Regions from separate parts of the Homo sapiens genome. Here region 1 is linked to region 2. The links are chromatin loops, found by intact Hi-C in ENCODE. Cell type or tissue: heart right ventricle. All regions are shown on one strand. Each heading gives the region's core, and the rest is flanking DNA. Links, peaks and the distances in the headings are about the cores only.

Region 1 (8,913 bases), core at 487-8,486, 130 kb after region 2:
GAGGAACACGGTTCCACTCAGGCTCAGAAAGCAAAACCTCCTGGCTGTTTGCATCTGTGCGAGAGCTCGCAGGAAAAGCCCTCTGTGTGGCTGCCAGCCTCACACACTACCCCCAAGGGATGAGTTTCTCTTTCCATGTTAATCTATGTTCTGACATGCCATCTGTCAACCACCACACCATTCTCAGTTGACATTTCGAAGCATCTTTGCCCTGTGAATGGTCACCAGCCCTGCCCTGCAAGCGCCCAGGTGACATTGAACTTAAATGAGAGAGAAAACAGGTTTCGGGGTGGATTTCCATTCAGCATCTTGGAGTCTCTGTGTGGACATGAAATCTGTCTCCCCAGCTGTGGGCTGCATCCTTGTTTGTCATCTGGTTTGGTTCTCGGGGACTTGGAAACTAGTGGGCACCTTTGCAATTTGTCAAGGAGTTGCAGGGCCCTTCCAACAAAAGCAAGCAATAGGAACAGAATCCCAAGGCTTCAGATCAAGGTGCAACTTAAAGCAGCCTCAGTGTAAAAGCAAACAGGAGTCAGAGGGATGCCTAAGGCAGAGTCTAGTCCCCAGGGCAGCTATAAGGCAAAGAGAAAGAGAGAGAGAGAGAGAGACAGAGACAGAGAGAGAGACAGAGACAGAAAGACAGAGAGATGGGAGGAAACATGAGGCACCCAGGCCTCTGCATCAAAATCCCTACAAGTGGGGCTTCCTAAAAATGCAGGAGGCTGAGGTGGGTGCACACAGATGTTCAAGACTAGCGTGGGCAGCATAGCAAGACCCTCTCTTTACAAAAAATACAAAAATCAGCCGGGTGTGGTGGTGTTTGCCTGTGTTCCCAGCTACCCAGAAGGCTGAGATGGGAGGATGGCTTGAGCCCAGGAGGTAGAGGCTGCAGTGAGCCAAGATAGCACCACAGCACTCCGGCCTGGGCAACAGAGTGAGATTTCATCTCAAAAAAATTTAAAAAAATTTTAAAAAGGATCACCCTGGCTACCTGAATGGATGGTATGAAGGTAAGAGCAGAAGCAAGGAGACCAGCAGGGAGATTCTGCAGGTGGCAGTCCACAGTGGCTCAGACCAGGCTGGTGCTGAAGACCGGCTGGATTCTGTATATATTTTGATGATGAAGCAACTCACTGACTCTCGAAGAGTGGGCTCTAGGAGACTGTATTTTTAACAAGCTCTCAGAGGATTCCAATGCAGGCTGAAGTTGAAGAACTCCTGACTTAGGTGAAGCTTCTGTTTCATCCTTGGGGAAGTACCTACTGAGTTTTCTCCAAGCCACCTAAAAGAGGCGTCAGACAAGATGTGCTCCAATGTCTGAACATGCGTGCACAGCTCTAGAGCCGAGCTCAGGGCACTGAGTCAAAGGTTAGGAGTACAACAGTGAAAACCCACCGTCCTCTTTTCAATGAGCTTTGCATTTAATGAGAGAAATGAAAAGCAAAAAAAAAAAAAATCATTTTCAATTCAGACTGGTAAGAGTTATGGTGACAGTATGCCTGGGGCAATGGGAGCACATAGAAGGGGCACCCAATCGACCAGGTGCAGTTGTTCATGCCTGTAATCCCAGCACTTTGAGAGGCCAAGGTGAGTGGATCACTTGAGGCTAGGAGTTCGAAAACAGCCTGGCCAACATGGTGAAATCCTGTCTTTACTAAAAATACAAAAACATTAGCTGGATGTGGTGGCGGGCACCTGTAATTCCAGATACTCAGAAGGCTGCGGTGGGAGAACTGCTTGAACCCGGGAGGCGGAGATTGCAGTGAGCCAAGATCGTGCCAGTGCACTCCAGCCTGGATGGCCAGAGCGAGACTCCGTCAAAAAAAAAAAAAAAAAAAAAAAGCTCGGAGGTGGGTGGGCATGCAATCTATATCAGGTGGTCAGAAATCCTTATCCATCACAGGACTCCTCAGTTGAAGACTAGAAAATGGTAGGGATTAGCCAGGTCGATAGGAGAGGTGTGGAAGATCATTCCCAGCAGAGGGAAGAGCATGTGCAAAAATCGAGACATGAGAGAGTGAGGAGCTGAGAGATGTTCATATAATTGTAAAAAGTGACTAATGTAGAGGTAAGTTGGAGCCAAATCTTAAAGGCTCTTTGTCGTGTTTATCCTGTAGACAAAGGGAGACAGTAGATGTTTTCAGGCAGGGGAGTAATGATCCACTTTGTGCTATGAAAAGAGAAGTCTGGCTGGAGGAGAGTGGGAGGTGAGTAGACCAGGTAGGAGGCTGCAATACACCAAGTGAGACAAGATGGTTGTCTGGACCAAGGCTGTGGCAGTGAGGATGGAGAGGAGACAGTAGACTAACTTGACTGAGAAAGAGGGAGGAATGAAGGATGAGGCCCAGGTGTTTTGGAAGCTGGGTGGATGGTGGTGTGAATCTGACGTGGTGAGCCCAGGCAGAAGAGGAAATCAGGAGAGGAAAGGTAAGATGAGGTCAATGCAAGACAGACAGCCAAGTGGAGATAACAACTGGGCAGTTGGATTCATCAGCCTGGAGTTATACAGAGAGCTCTGGAATGGAAATAAAGAGGAAAGGACTTTGGGAATAGGTGAATCCTCCCAGAATAATGTGTAGAGAAAGGAGAATAGAACACAGGGGACAGAAAAAGGGAAGAGATTTGTTATTAAAACCAACCATCCATCAGACATCTTCCAATAAAACACTTGTGAGAGGTTTCCTCAGTGTGAGTTATTCAGGACCAGAGCTAAAGACCATATTCCCAATAACATCACTGCTGGGAAGGTCTTCATGAAAACATTTAATGCTGCTTTTAAAACAACAACAGCAACAAAAAGACTTTAGCTACTGCACAGACCCTGGAGCAATTTTTCGGCAAGAGTCTATCAAACATGAATCTGATCTGACTCAAGGAGGTGTCATATCAAGTGAAAAAATCCAATTCCAATGTCCATAAGAGCCTTTCTGCCAGGTACAAGACTCCAATCCAGTTGAGTGATTTTCTATTGATTAATAGGCTGGGAATACACAGGTTGTTGGTTTTTGAGATTTCCCTCCCTGTGCTTTCATGCCAGCTGTGAAAGAGTCAAAAGGCTCCTAACTGTCAAAATAAAAATGACACTTGGTCACAGAGGAAACAGATTATAGGTCAATTGCATTGATGACTTTTTAAATATGAGAAGCCATTAATGTTACTGAGTAAGCAAATCTGTTTGCATAACCAGATTTTTATAGGCTACTGGGAATAAAGGTTTTCCTAAGTGGGCGATTTGTACAACGATAGCATTTGGGTCTCTGATGGAACAGCTCTGATGAGGAAATGTTCCTTTAATTATGTGGAAGGCCAATTACCACTTTATAGCCACATTGTTTTGCAGATTGCATATAATTTCACCATTTCCATAGCTTCAGCACTATAATTCTGGAGAAAATTCAGGCACCAAGAAGACACTTGAGGCACATTATGCTGGAGACAAAGATGTTTTAACAAATTCAATTTAAGCTTCAACATTAAAGTTATTTTGTTGAATAAAGCATAATGCAATAATGACCTTGTGTATATCAACTGTATGATGGAGGTAATAATAGCTAGAGAGAGCGTGTCCCATCTCCTCTTTTTAACGCTCATTTGAGTAATACATAATGTTATAGAGAGAACTTTTCTCTAATATGTGCTTCATCTCAGGCTAAGCGTGTTTTGTGCAACTGTGCTTCATGAAAAAAAAGGTAAAGGATCTAATTTGGGAGCCATTCACAAAAGTGCTACCACTTGATGTTTTCTATACTCTGAGATTTCCTATTCCCAGTGCCTACCAGGAATGGACTTTCTGGAGAAGCTCAGATTAATCACTCCTTATGAGAGGTGACAGCATGCTGGCAGCCCTCACAGCCCTCGCTCACTTTCAGCGCCTCTTTTGCCTGGGCTCCCACTTTGGCGGCACTTGAGGAGCCCTTCAGCCCACAGCTGCATGGTGGGAGCCCCTTTCTGGGCTGGCCAAGGTCAGAGCTGGCTCCCTCAGCTTGCAGGGAGGTGTGGAGGGAGAGGCATGAGCTGGAACTGGGGCTACGCATGCTGCTTGCCTGCCGGCTGGAGTTCTGGGTGGGCGTGGGCTTGGTGGCCCCGCACTAGGAGCTGCCGACCAGCCTTGCATGCCCGGGCAGTGAGGGGCTTAACACCTGGGCCAGCAGCTGCTGTGCTCGACTTCTCGCCGGGCCTTAGCTGCCTCCCCGTGGGGCAGGGCTCGGGACCTGCAGCCCGCCATTCCTTAGCCTCCACCCTCCGTGGGCTCCTGCGTGGCCCGAGCCTCTCTGATGAGCACCACCCCCTGCTCCATGGTGCCCAGTCCCATCGACCACCCAAGGGCTGAGGAGTGTGGGCGCATGGAGAGGGACTGGCAGGCAGCTCCACCTGCAGCTCCTGTGCGGGATCCACTGGATGAAGCCAGCTGGGCTCCTGAGTCTGGTGGGGACTTGTAGAACATTTATGTCTAGCTAAGAGATTGTAAATACACCAGTCGGCACTCTGTATCTAGCTCAAGGTTTGTAAACACACCAATCAGCAACCTGTGTCTAGCTCAGGGTTTGTGAATGCATCAATTGACACTCTATATCTAGCTACTATGGTGGGGACTTGGAGAACCTTTGTGTGGACACTCTGAATCTAGCTAATCTAGTGGGGATGTGGTGAGCCTTTGTGTCTAGCTCAGGGATTGTAAACGCACCAATCAGTGCCCTGTCAAAACAGACCACTCAGGCTCTCTGTAAAATGGACCAATCAGCAGGATGTGAGTGGGGCCAGGTAAGAGAATAAAAGCAGGCTGCCCGAGCCAGCAGTGGCAACCTGCTGGGGTCCCCTTCCACACTGTGGAAGCTTTGTTCTTTCGCTCTTTGCAATAAATCTTGTTGCTTCTCACTGTTTGGGTCCACACTGCCTTTATGAGTTGTAACACTCACCAAGAAGGTCTGCAGCTTCACTCCTGAAGCCAGTGAGACCATGAACCCACTGGGAGAAATGAACAACTCCAGACGTGCAGCCTTAAGAGCTGTAACACTCACCATGAAGTTCTGCAGCTTCACTCCTGAGCCAGTGAGACCACGAACCCCACCAGAAGGAAGAAGCTTCAAACACATCTGAACATCAGAAGGAACAAACTCCAGACACGCCACCTTTAAGAACTGTAACACTCACCAGGAGGGTCCGTGGCTTCATTCTTGAAGTCAGTGAGACCAAGAACCCACCAATTCCAGACACACTTATACACTTGGCACTGGGAGGTCTGTATGGAGCAAGTGAAGAAATCAGCAGATTGAAGATAGAGTGAGAACAACATGATGGGGGAAAGGCAAAGTTACTACCATGTTGGTTTCAATTCTGCCACTCATGAGTGAGACCCATGACCTCCTCTCTCTAGGACTCTGTTGTTCTTATCTGTAGAGTGGAGGAATAGAAGGGCCTTTTAAAGTATTAACATTTCCTGACCTATCTGTAAAACACTTTCATTCAGACTGATGGGAATCTTGACTACTTTGCCAATAGGACATAATAATCATCAAGCTGAACGCACCAAACAACATTGCCTGAAACTATCTAAACAAAAACTGAGAAAGTTACACAGGACAGACAAACCTCCTCTAAGAGTAAGAACTCTTCAGCACATGTTTAGTGTGTCAAAGACAATGCTGTGTTCACACCATTCCTCTTCCTGGATATGCAGAAAGACTACATTTCCCAGCCTTACTTGCAGTTAGTTTGGAACCATGTGACTGCATTTCCACCAATAGGAATGTAAGAAATAACTTCAGGCCAAGGTTATCAAAGGCAAGGGTGAGCTATGTTCCCTCTCTTCCTATCCATATGGCTACAAGTGAAAAACTCTGAGATGGCAGAATTAAAAGATGGAAACCTCCAGAATCTCTGAATCACTGTTGGACAAGGGCCCCCAAGGAGAACACCTGCCCTGCACCAGACTATGCTATGAATGCCAACCCACTGAGAGTTCAGGGTTTATTGGTCTCAGCAGCAGTCTGCTGTTACACTGACTAACATCTTAAGGTTTGAGAGATCTAGCATATTGTTAATTGAAGCTAGATTTCAATTACACTGAGAAACTTATCTATTTAAAAATAAAAACTCTCCTAAAAAAAAAATCCACATTCCTTTTAACAACGTGGCAAATTTGCAAAAAAAAAAAAAAAAAAAAACTGGCCACATATTAGGCCATAAAGAAGTCTCAACAAAATCCACTATACGATTGACATTGTCCAGACCACATTTTCCTGACCATAATGCAACAAAATTAGAAGTCAACAGCAAGAAGATAGCTAAACACAAGCATACATTAGGAAAATTAAAAACATCCTTTCATGAGTTAAATGAAAAATCACAATAGAAATTACTAAACATTTACAACTGAACGAAAACACAACTTTATATATATATATATATATATATATATATATATTTGTGTGTGTGAGTCTTCCAACTTTGTTCTTCTTTTACAAGGTTATTTGGGAAATTCTGGGTCTCCTGCAATTCCTCATACAGTTTTATGTTGTTTGTCAATTTCTGTGGCTGGGATGAACTTATCGTAGTTCTCATATACCAGGGTTTGCACGTCGCTGTCTAGAGCCCGGATCTGCTGCACCATGTCTGTCTCACTGTCCATCAGCTGGGCCAGAGGGCACTCTCTAGGCAGCTTGTCTAGGTAAACTTCCGGGTCGAAGTGCGCCCCGTTCAGATCAGTGGGGTCCAGGGGGTCGGGCCCTGTGGGGAGTCCCACAGCCTCCCCTTCCCAAAGGCCGTTGTAAAGCTTTAGCATCCTGTGCGCCTTCCGCCGACGCTCCGTGAGACTCCACATCGGGCCCTTCTGGTGGGTCCCCAGGTCCACACGCCGGGCTAGGCGCACTGACAGCTACTGCCGCCATAGCTCCAACTGCAGCCCAGGGGCGTAACTTTTTATATTTTTAAGTTGGATATATGGAGCTACTTGGCTTTTGCTTTCATCACATCGTTGAGGAAAGAGGTGGTTGCTTATGGTACCCCTGTTTTTACTGCAACCTGTAATGGATGAGAACCTCCCTGTTGCAGAGAGCAAAACACTGAATTAAATTGTGCTGTAACACAGCCCTGTGTTGGGGGATTGGGAGTTATCATGCAAACGCTTGCAAATTTGCACAGTGACAGAGACAATAGTTTGGGCAGCTGTTCACTATATGAAAAGGCAATTGACCAAAAGTCAGTTACTGAGCTATCTCAATACTTTCATTTTATTTTAACTTTTGGCAACAGGGTGCAATTAAAGGAGAGAAAGAAAACAAAGTGATAAGTGTAAGATAATGCACACACATGTGTAAAAGAAAATGACAAGACAGGATGACTATTAGTCTCTTGGTTAGCTCCTTGGGCTCTATGTCTCCTTCCTCAGAGAACCTCGTTTTCCTTTGTCCAGATTTGTTAGGGTGGATAATCCAGGCGCTTGCTCCCCCATGATGGAAGCCAAAGACGTCCCTGGAGCCGCCTCCCATTGCACCCTTTCCTGCACTGCCCACATGGACACAACTCAGTCAATTAGACTTCCTCTCGGAACTTTAGTCTTGAGCAAAGGGATTAAAGGGTGAAGTGACTAAAGGTATGCCCTTCCAAAGTGGTACGTGAGCTAATGGCTAAAGTTTGCCAAGCCCATCCAAGCACATTTTTTCGTAATTTTTATTTATTTTATTTTTAAGACAGAGTCTTGCTCTGTTGCCCAGGCTGGAGTGCAGTGGCGTGATCTCGGTTCACTGCAACCTCTGTCTCCCGGCTTCAAATGAGTCTCCTGCCTCAGCCTCCCCAGTAGCTAGGATTAACAGCCATACGCCCCCATGCCTGGCTAATTTTTTTTTTTTTTTTGTATTTTTATTAGAGACAGGGTTTCACCATGTTGGCCAGGCTGGTCTCGAACTCCTGACGTTGTGATTCGCCTGCCTCAGCCTCCCAAAGGACTGCGATTACATGCGTGAGCCACCGCGCCCAGCTTCCAAAAGTTTTAAGCAGAGCTCAGAGGTCTTAAGCACAGGCACATCAGAGGAGCATTTTTGAAATGCTTTCCAGCTTCCTCAATAGGAATGGAAGCCAAATTCCGAATTGATGACTCCTTTGAGGAAGTCGAGAGCTGTAACGAAAGCCAGGAACAGGGGCAAGGGAGGGATGCGTCCCGAATGATCCTGTGCCAATTCTTTCTGGAATCCTTGATGTGATCTCAGCTGCCCTTTCTATACATGACACAGTGATTGTGGCACCCACTGGTCTAGCTGTGGTCTACAAGGAACCCCCAAAGGGAAGGGCACGGTGAGCAGGGCCATCGGCCTGAGTGACGAGGATTTGAGAGGTCAGGTTGGCTGCAGGGAGAGGACTGGCCAAATGCCTTGTGTCTGGACTTAGACTGCCTGGTTCAAATTGGACTTCACCCTTTGTGACTTCGTGATCTGGTACAAGCTACTTGAAAATCTGTTGCGCCTTTTCTGGTCTGTAAAATCATCATGAAATGTGCACTAATAACGTGGAGACTATGCAGATGAAATGAAACCAGCTGCATAGAGCACAGAGCTCAGAGCCTGGCCTTTAGGAAGCCCTCAGTAAGGGTTCATGATGCCATGGTGTCTGTCGTCATCCTCTTTATCCTCATCATCACCTTCATAATCTCTTTGTTGTTTTAGGGAATAATTTAGAGGGACTGATTCCCTGCTATCATGGGTGAGATGTCTATGAAAAGGACAACCAGTGGGGGAGGAAAGGAAAATTTTGAATAAGATTTCTGAGACCCCCCAGCACAACCAAGAACAGAAACTCCACAGTCTGCTGAGCACAGAGTTTGCATATTGGTCTCCTCACATCTGCCCAGCGCATTCTCCTGTTTGTCCTGAGGAGGAGGAAACAAACAAGCCTCCCGACCGTCCCTCAGCACTCACTTGA
Region 2 (8,913 bases), core at 527-8,526:
TACATTAGTATGTGCTCGAATATGAGTAATATAAAATGGGAAACTTCTTTTTCTAACAGTTTGTTGTAACAATTTAAACAGCTGATTTAACTGATCATCCACACTATATTTGATTAGGGCTGTCTCAACATCCTTTGTAGCCTGTACTACATATGCAGAATCTGAAACAATGTTAATAGGCTGATTAAAATCTTGTAACACTGAAATGACAGCAACCAATTCTGCTCTTTGAGCTGAGTGATATTGAGTTTCAGTGACTCGTTCTTTTGGCCCAGTGTAAGCTGCTTTTCCATTGCTGGAACCATCAGTAAACACCGTCAGAGCATTTCCTGGAGGTTTTTGTCTGGTAATTTTAGGTAAAATCCAAGTAGTCAATTTCAAAAACTGGAAGATTTTTGCTTTTGGGTAATGATTGTCAATAATTCCCACAAAATCAGCAATACTAATCTTCCGTGCGCCAGAATTGATAAAGGCTTCTCTAACCTGTTCCTTATTTAAAGGAACAATGATTTTATCTGGGTCATTTCCACACAATTTTACTATTCGTAGTCTTGCCTGACCAATTAATGTACCCATTTGATCTAAGTACAATGTAAAAGTCTTAACCGTACTGTGAGGAAGGAATGACAACTCCACTAGATCTGTATTTTGAACAATAATGCCTGTTGGAGAATGTGCAGTAGCAAAAATTAAAAGTTGGAGTGGGGCTAAGTGATCTATTTACTTGTGCTGACTGAATTTTTTCTTAAACTAATTCTATTTCTTTAGTTGCCCCTGGAGTTAATGTTCTTTTACTATTTAAGTCTGGATCCCCTCTCAAGATAGAGAACAAAGTTGACATGGCATAAGTACGGATGCCTAGAGTTGGCCAAATCCAATTAATATCTCCTAGCAATTTTTGAAAGTCATTTAATGTTCTTAATGTGTCTTTTCTTACTTCTACTTTTTGTGGTTTAATTTTTCTCTCCTCTACCTGCATTCCCAAATAATGAAAACGAGTGGAGGTCTGAATCTTATCAGATGCTATTGTCAGGCCTGCATTTGCAACCTCTGTCTGCAGAAATGTGTAACCGTCAATTAATTTGTCTCTTATTTCTGCAGCACACAAAATATCATCAACATAATGAATGATATAACAGTCTGAAAACTTGTCTCTAACTGGTTGAAGAACTTGAACTACAAAAGTCTGACACACAGTTGGACTATTAAGCATTCCCTGAGGCAACACTTTCCAATGAAATCTGGTGGCTGGTTCTTTATTATTTCTGGCTGGTATAGTAAAAGCAAATTTTTCAAAATCCTGTTTTGCCAGAGGAATGGTAAAAAAGCAATCCTTCAGATCAGTTATAATTAAAGGCCAATATTTGGGGATCATGGCTGGAGAGGGCAGCCCAAGTTGGAGAGGCCCCATGGGTTGAATTACTGCATTAGCGGCTCTTAAATCAGTTAGCATGTGTCATCTGCCTGTTTTTTTCTGAATTACAAACACAGGAGAATTCCAAGGCGAAAATGAAGGCTCAATATGTCCCTTTTCCAATTGTTCTTTTGCCAGTAAGTGTAAGGCTTCCAGCTTTTGTTTTGGTAGTGGCCACTGATTTACCTTTATAGGCTTTTCTGTTTTCCAAGTTGATGGAATGGGTTTTGGAGGCTCTACAGTGGCCACCCTTAAGAAGGATACCTTAGTCCTTTTCTTTCTGGATTTCCCTTAGCCTCAATTGGAACTTTAATGCCTTCTCCATTTTTGCCTAGTCCTTTGCCAGGGAGATATCCCATTTTAGTCATGATTTTTTGACTCGTGGGGCTGTATAGAGAGACTGGAATGGTAATCTCTGCATGCCACTGTTCTAATAAGTCTTGGCCCCATAAATTAATTGGAATAGAAGTAATCATAGGCTGAACTGTACTCTCTTGATTATCAGGTCCTAGACGATGTAAAATCCTGGCACTTTGATACACTTCTGAGGCAGTGCCCACACCAACAAGTCCTGTAACAGGCTTTTGTTTAGGCTGATTTTTTGGTCATTGATTTAAGGCAATGAGAGAAACATCAGCCCCAGTATCCACTAATCCTTCAAACTGTTTTCCCTGAATAGTAACTGTACACACAGGTCTATTCTCTGAGAGCTGACTAGCCCAATAAACAGCTTTTCCAGCAGGGTTGGTACTTCCAAACCCTCCTGTTCTTTCTGTTTTGTTATCCCCAATTTTAATATAAGGCAAGAGCAGTAATTGAGCAATTCTATCACCTGGATTGGCACTCCAGGGAACAGTAGAGCTGATCACTAACTGAATTTCCCCTTTATAATCTGAGTCAATTACCCCAGTATAAATTTGAACTCCTTTCAAATTTAGACTAGATCTTCCTAAAATAAGGCCTACCATCCCTTCTGGCAGTGGGCCATATACCCCTGTAGGAATCTTTTGCGGGGGCTCTCCAGGGAGTAAAGAAATCATTTGAGCAGAACATAAATCTACTGCAGCGCTGCCTGCTGTGGCAGGGGATAGTTGTTGTATTGTTGTAATTGGCTGATTTCCTGAAATGGTGGTATTTACTGTGGGGGTTGTTGTCCCTGAAAACCCTGAGGAACAAATGGCTGAATCGGGAATGCCCCACTTTGTTGCGGGGCCTGGGGCTGGCCCCTCTTCCCATTTCCCGACAATGGCTGTCCAATTTCATCAAATTTAGAAAGACATTCCTTAGCCCAATATTTTCCTTTTCCACATCTTGGACACAGGCCAGGTGGCTCTTTTTTTTTTTTTTTTTTTGCTCTGTTTATTTAAGCCTAGGCAATTCTTTTTTAGATGTCCGATTTGACCACAATTATAACATTTTTCCCCAAATGTTTTAACTTGTCCTCCTAAAGCAACCCCTGTAATTGCTTGAGCCAATAACATTGCCTTACGCATAGCTCCTCCAATCCCATCACAAGCCTTCACATATTCTGTAATTACATCAACTCCTGCTGAAACCTTTCCTCTTAATGGCTTTATGGCCGATTGACATTCTGGATTTTCATTTTGATAAGCTATTATTTCTACAGTAACTTTTCGGGCGTTATTATCTGCAATGGATTTTTGAGCTGCATCTTGCAACCTTGCCACAAAGTCTGGATATGGATCTTTAGAGCCTTATCTGATTGAACTAAAAGCAGAGCAGGAGGTTCCTGGGTCCTGAATCTTTTCCCAGGCCCTGAGGCAAATAGCCCTTAGTTGTTCAGTAGCCTCATTTTGCATTACTGATTGTTGGTTAATAGTGCCCCAATTTGGACCTGTTCCTGGTAATTGGTCTGCATCTATATAAGCAACAGGATTAGTAGCCTGATTTTTTCATACCTGTTCATGTACCCCATCAATCCACCAGGTTTTAAACTGTAGATACTGAGAGGGTGAAAGGGAAGATTTAGCCAAAATTTCCCAATTATAAGGAATAAGTCTATTTCCATGAGCAATGGAATCTAATAATGTTCTCATATAAGGAGAGTTAGGTCCATATTGTTTAACTCCTTCCTTCATATCTTTTAACATTTTTGTGGTGAAAGATTCATATCTGGTCTCAGTTCAGACAGACGCTCCTGCTTGACTCCCTTTCCCGGCCGGCATCGGTTGTAACATTACCAGATATTGCCATGCCTCAAGATCTCCCTGTTTTCTGGCTGTAGCAATGGTCTCATGCAGTGCACTATCTTGTCCACTAGGTGGTACTGTAAGATCAAACGCCATCGCCGTGGGTTGTTGATATAGTGCCTTGCTATTTGGCACAGGACGCACCTCCTGAGATCCATACTGAACCTCTGGAGACGGCCGATACTGAAATTCGGCTGGCGGCTGGTGTTGATAAACTACCGATGGTTGGGTTTATTTTCTACTGGCTGGTATTGCGGATACTGTGCCTGGATTGGCATTTGAGATTGTGACATCACAGGCATCTGAACCGCGGGAGAAGGGGTTGGTGGCCATCTTGGTCTAAACTCTGATGGCCCAAATAATTCTGGAACTCCTTCTCCCAATTTTGATGATTCAGGATACATTACCTCCTGTAATTGATTATAGTCAACATTTTGCATTGACCGAACCATTACAGGCTCTACTGCATTTTTACAATGTGTACTTTCCATTCCTTTCTTAAAGTCTGTTCCTGCCTCTTCTTCACAATCTATTACACAGCTTTCAGGGGCATCAAAGACTGAAACGCCATCTTCTTCTATTTGAAATTGTTCTAAAATTGCTTTAATAATGGCCCAATCATTCCATGCTGTAAGTGGGATGATCTTACCTTCCCTAGTTGCTTGTTGTAGTTCTTTGCCAATTTTTTCCCCATCATTTAAATCTAAAATTCCCTGTTCTGGAAACCATGGGCGGAATTGTTCTATTGCTTGAAATAGCGTAACTAGATTTTCTGTAGAAGCTTTAACTCCCCCTCTTCTTAAGAGAATTTTAATGAAGCTGAGATAAGAAGCATATTTACTTTCAGTTTGCCCCATTGTTACCCTGGATTCCTCCGAGCGCACAAGCTTACCTCAAGGCTGACTGTGGACGTACTCGGGAATCTCTCGTCGGCTGTCCTCAATGCTCACGTTCTTAGGGTACCTTCACCCTAGAGAAGGGCCCCATGTTGGGCACCAGATGAAGGGATGGCCTGCCCCTCCACACCTGTGGGTATTTCAAGTCGGGTGGGATGAGAGACGGAGAAAATAAATAAGACACAAAGTATAGAGAAACAACAGTGGGCCCAGAGGACCGGCACTCAGCACACCAAGGACCTGCACAGGCACCGGCCTCTGAGTTCCCTCAGTTTTTATTGATTATGATTTTCATTATTTCAGCAAAAAGAAATGTAGTAGGAGAGCAGGGTGATAATAAGGAGAAAGTCAACAAAAAACGTGAGCAAAATAATCTATATCATAATTAAGTTCAAGGGAAGGTACTATGCCTGGATGTGCACGTAGGCCAGATTTATGTGTCTCTCCACCCAAACGTCTCAGTGGAGTAAAGAATAACAAGGCAGCATTGCTGCAAACATGTCTCGCCTCCTGCCACAGGGCAGCTTTTCTCCTATCTCAGAGTTGAACAAATGTACAATCGGGTTTTACACCGAGACATTCAGTTCCCAGGGGCAAGCAGGAGACAGTGGCCTTCCTCCATCTCAACTGCAAGAGGCTTTCCTCTTTTACTAATCCACCTCAGCACAGACCCTTTACGGGTATCGGGCTGGGGGACAGTCAGGTCTTTCGCATCCCATGAGGCCATATTTCAGACTATCACATGGGGAGAAACCTTGGACAATACCTTGCTCTCAAGGGCAGAGGTCGCTGCGGCTTTCCACAGTGTATTATGCCCCTGGTTTGTTGAGACTAGAGAATGGTGATGACTTTTACCAAGTATACTGCTTGTAAACATTTTGTTAACAAGGCACGTCCTGCACAGACCTAGATCCCTTAAACCTTGATTTCATACAACACATGTTTTTGTGAGCTCCAGGTTGGGTCAAAGTAGCTGGGGCAAAGTGGCTGGGGCAAAGCAACAAATTAACAACATCTAAGCAAAGCAATTATTTAAAGTACAGGTCCTTTTCAAAATGGAGTCTCTTATGTCTTCCCTTTCTACATAGACACAGTGACAGTCTGATCTCTCTTTTCCCTACACAAATAAAGAACCCAGTAACTTTTCTCATTGCTCAGGAGATTGAAGGGGTAGGAAGAAAAGATGTTAGGTTATAAACATGTTTCAGTTTTGTTACCACTTGAACCAATTTATGTTTTGAAGAGGAAAGAGTCTTGCCTACAAAGTCAGCCCCTGGGTTTTCCTTCTGCTTATGGAATCCAGGGAATGGGCAAAGAGAAAAAGAAAACTAAGGAATCAGCCAGATGCAGTGGCTCATGCTTGTAATCTTGGCACTTTGGGAGGCTGAGGCAGGTGGACTTCTTGAGTCCAGGAGTTCAAGACCAGCCTGGCCCACATAGTGAGACCCCGTTTCTACAAAAAATACAAAAAGTTGCTGAGCATGGTGGCATGCACCTGTAGTCCCAGTTACTTGGGAGGCTGAGGTGGGAGAACTACTTCAGCCCAGGAGGTTGAGGCTGCAGTGAGCCATGATTGTGCCACTATACTCCAGCCTTGGTGACAGAGTGAGGCCCTGGCTCAAAAGAAAACAAAAAAGATAAGAAAAAGAAAACTAGGGAATCTGGACAGAATAAGTTTATATATATAATAAAGAACTGAGATAGAACTGGGTTGACTGAATAATTATTTGAATTGCTTTTGAGTGAATTTTTCCTATTGGAGTCTACCTTTGTGTGTGTGTGTGTGTGTGTGTGTGTGTGTGTGTGTGTGTGTGAGCTTTTTTGTTTTTTTTTTTGGTTTTTTTTTGGTTTAGTTTTGTCTTTGTGTTTTTTTGAGACTGGGCCTTGCTCTGTTGCCCAGGCTGCTGGAGTGCGGTGGCACGATCTCAGCTCACTGCAACCTCTGACTCCTGGGTTCAAGCAATTCTTCTGCCTCAGCCTCCCCAGAAGCTGGGACTACTGGGCATGTACCACCAAGCCCAGCTAATTTTTGTATTTTTAGTAGAGATGGGGTTTCACCATGTTGGCCAGGCCTGGTCTTGAACTCCTGGGCTCAAGTGATCCACCTGCCTCAGCATCCCAAAGTGCTGGGATTACAGCTGTGAGCCCCTGCACCCAGCTAGAGTCTACCTTTCTTTGAATTCATTGCAGTGCAAAGACTGGGACATGTGGAACTCCAGGTGTATATGGGTTATGTAGAGACGCTAGGGGCTGATTAAGGAAGGAAAGATATGAGAAGCCTGCAGAGCATGCTTTCCCAGACTGTATGGGCCCTGGGAAGGGAGAAGTGGACAGAAAGGGAACACTAGGTGCCCTGGAAGAGAAGATTCATCCAAGTCATCAGGGAAGTTACTAAAGCAAGGGAAAAAATGCAGAGACGGGGACAAACACGCTTCTTCCAAGTCCTTTCTGTCCGCTCAGTCACCTCTATGCTTATTTTTCTTCTTTCCCGTAAGTAGTGTCATGCGTTTTCTTCCCATTCCTAGTCACTCCTAGTCAACTAACTCCTCTCTTTACCATCTTTTCATCAGAACTTGAATCCTCCTCTCCTTTATGTATTAGTGATCGTGTTTCTCCATAATACTGCTAGAAACAAGAATTGAAACCTGGAAAACCTGCATTTGAGAACCAGATCTGCCTCTGCTAGCTATTTGAGAAGTGATTTTGTTCCATTCTTTTTGTTGTTGTCGAAACAGGGTGTCATTCTGTCGCCCAGGCTGGAGTGCAGTGGTTCAATCTTGGCTCACTGCAGCCTCAACCTCCTGGGCTCAAGCAATCCTTCCACATCAGCCTCCTGAGTAGCTGAGACTACAGGTGTGTGCCACCACAGCTGGCTAATTTTTAATGGTTTTTTTTTTTTGTTTACTTTTTTTTTTGTAGAGATGGGGTCTTCAGTGCCCCATTGCTCAAACCTCTAGGGGAGCACGCAGACAGGCAGCGAGCCCCATGGCAGTGTCCAGGGGTGAATGTTTATAGTTGAAGCACCAGTGGGCGTGTGTTACAGAGTGCTCTTTTAGTTTAGCCATCTGTAGGTAGCTTGTGTTAGTCGGCTCAATTAGAGCTCCGCCTTATTGCAAGGACAGAGGACTCTCTTTGTCCTGGGGTTCTTGCCATGGTGTACCGGAAGTGGTGCGATCTCAGCTCACTGCAAGCTCCACCTCCAGGGTTCATGCCATTCTCCTGCCTCAGCCTCCCGAGTAGCTGGGACTACAGGTGCCCACCACCAAGCCCGGCTAATTTTTTTGTATTTTTAGTAGAGATGAGGTTTCACTGTGTTAGCCAGGATGGTTTGGATCTCCTGACCTCGTGATCTGCCCACCTCGGCCTCCCAAAGTGCTGGGATTACAGGCATGAGAGTGCAAGGTTTTATTGAGTGGAAGTATCTCTCAGCAGATGGGGGAGCCAGAAGGGAGGTGGTTTACCCCTGGAGTCGGGCGAGTGGCCTGACTCTTCTCCGAATGTCCCAGCCAAACTGTGCGTTGTTCTGCCAGTCAGTGGCCTGCGGTGTGCCGGTGCCCATTGGTGCCTTCCTCTTGATGTCCAGCGCCCTTGTGTTCCTCCGCTGATGTGCTCCTCTCGAAGTCCAGCTGCCTGTGTGTCTGCCTGCTAGGGTCTCAGGGTTTTTATAGGCACAGAATGGGAGTGTGGCAGCCAGGGTGGTCTTGGGAAATGCAACATTTGGGCAGGAAAACAAAAATGCCTGTCCTCACCTAGGTCCGTGGGCACAGGCCCTGGGGTGGAGCCCTAGCCAGGGACCACACCCTCCTCTACCCAGTACTTCCCTTCCTCACTTCCATATCATTTAAAAGGACCACATTCTTCCCTTCCGAGCACTTCCCTTCTGTATCACAAAGTGCTGGGATTATAGGCATGAGCCACTGGTCCCAGCCAATTCCGTTCTTTTAATGCAAACTAGAAAATAGGTGTTCAGAAAGGCCTGCCCTATCCACCTCAAGGAGTTGCTATGAAGATCAAATTAGATCATGTGCAACAGAAGTTTAGAAAGGTTTCCTAAAGCACTGTGCAATGGGAATGTATTTTTAAACTCCACTGAGTGGACTTAAAACTATGTTTTATTTTTTTCTTTCTTTCTTTTTTTTTGTTTGAGACAGAGTTTCACTCTTGTTTCCTAGGCTGGAGTGCCACGATGCCATCTTGGCTTACTGCAACCTCTGCCTCCCAGGTTCAAGTGGTTCTCTGCCTCAGCCACCGGAGTAGCTGGGATTACAGACACTCGCCACCATGCCTGGCTAATTTCTTTCTTTCTTTTGTTTTTGTCTTTTTAGTAGAGATGTGGTTTCACAGTGTCGGCCAGGCTGGTCTCGAACCCCTGACCTTAGGTGATTCACCCACC

The links. Peaks named below come from ENCODE experiments on the same cell type or tissue, not always from the same donor. Only the 100,000 strongest peaks of a DNase experiment are listed, where the experiment ranks them.
Region 1: a loop joins it to region 2, with 7 times the contacts of the local background. A loop is called at or near these places in 40 of 110 quality-filtered maps.

Annotation. Positions count from the first base shown.
Region 1 is chr4:9,519,884-9,528,796 of GRCh38, reverse strand. It overlaps the pseudogene VPS51P18. Among named protein-coding and RNA genes, the nearest start is that of MIR548I2, 32 kb to the left of the region's middle. RefSeq lists an enhancer at 1-117. In heart right ventricle, for the core only: no CTCF peak of the experiment used is centred there; no DNase peak of the experiment used is centred there.
Region 2 is chr4:9,654,685-9,663,597 of GRCh38, reverse strand. It overlaps LOC124900660 (a long non-coding RNA gene), which reads right to left and starts at 4,573. Exons shown (of 5, transcript XR_007058019.1): 1 at 1-4,573. In heart right ventricle, for the core only: a CTCF peak has its summit at 3,641; DNase peaks (open chromatin) are centred at 2,509 and 3,747.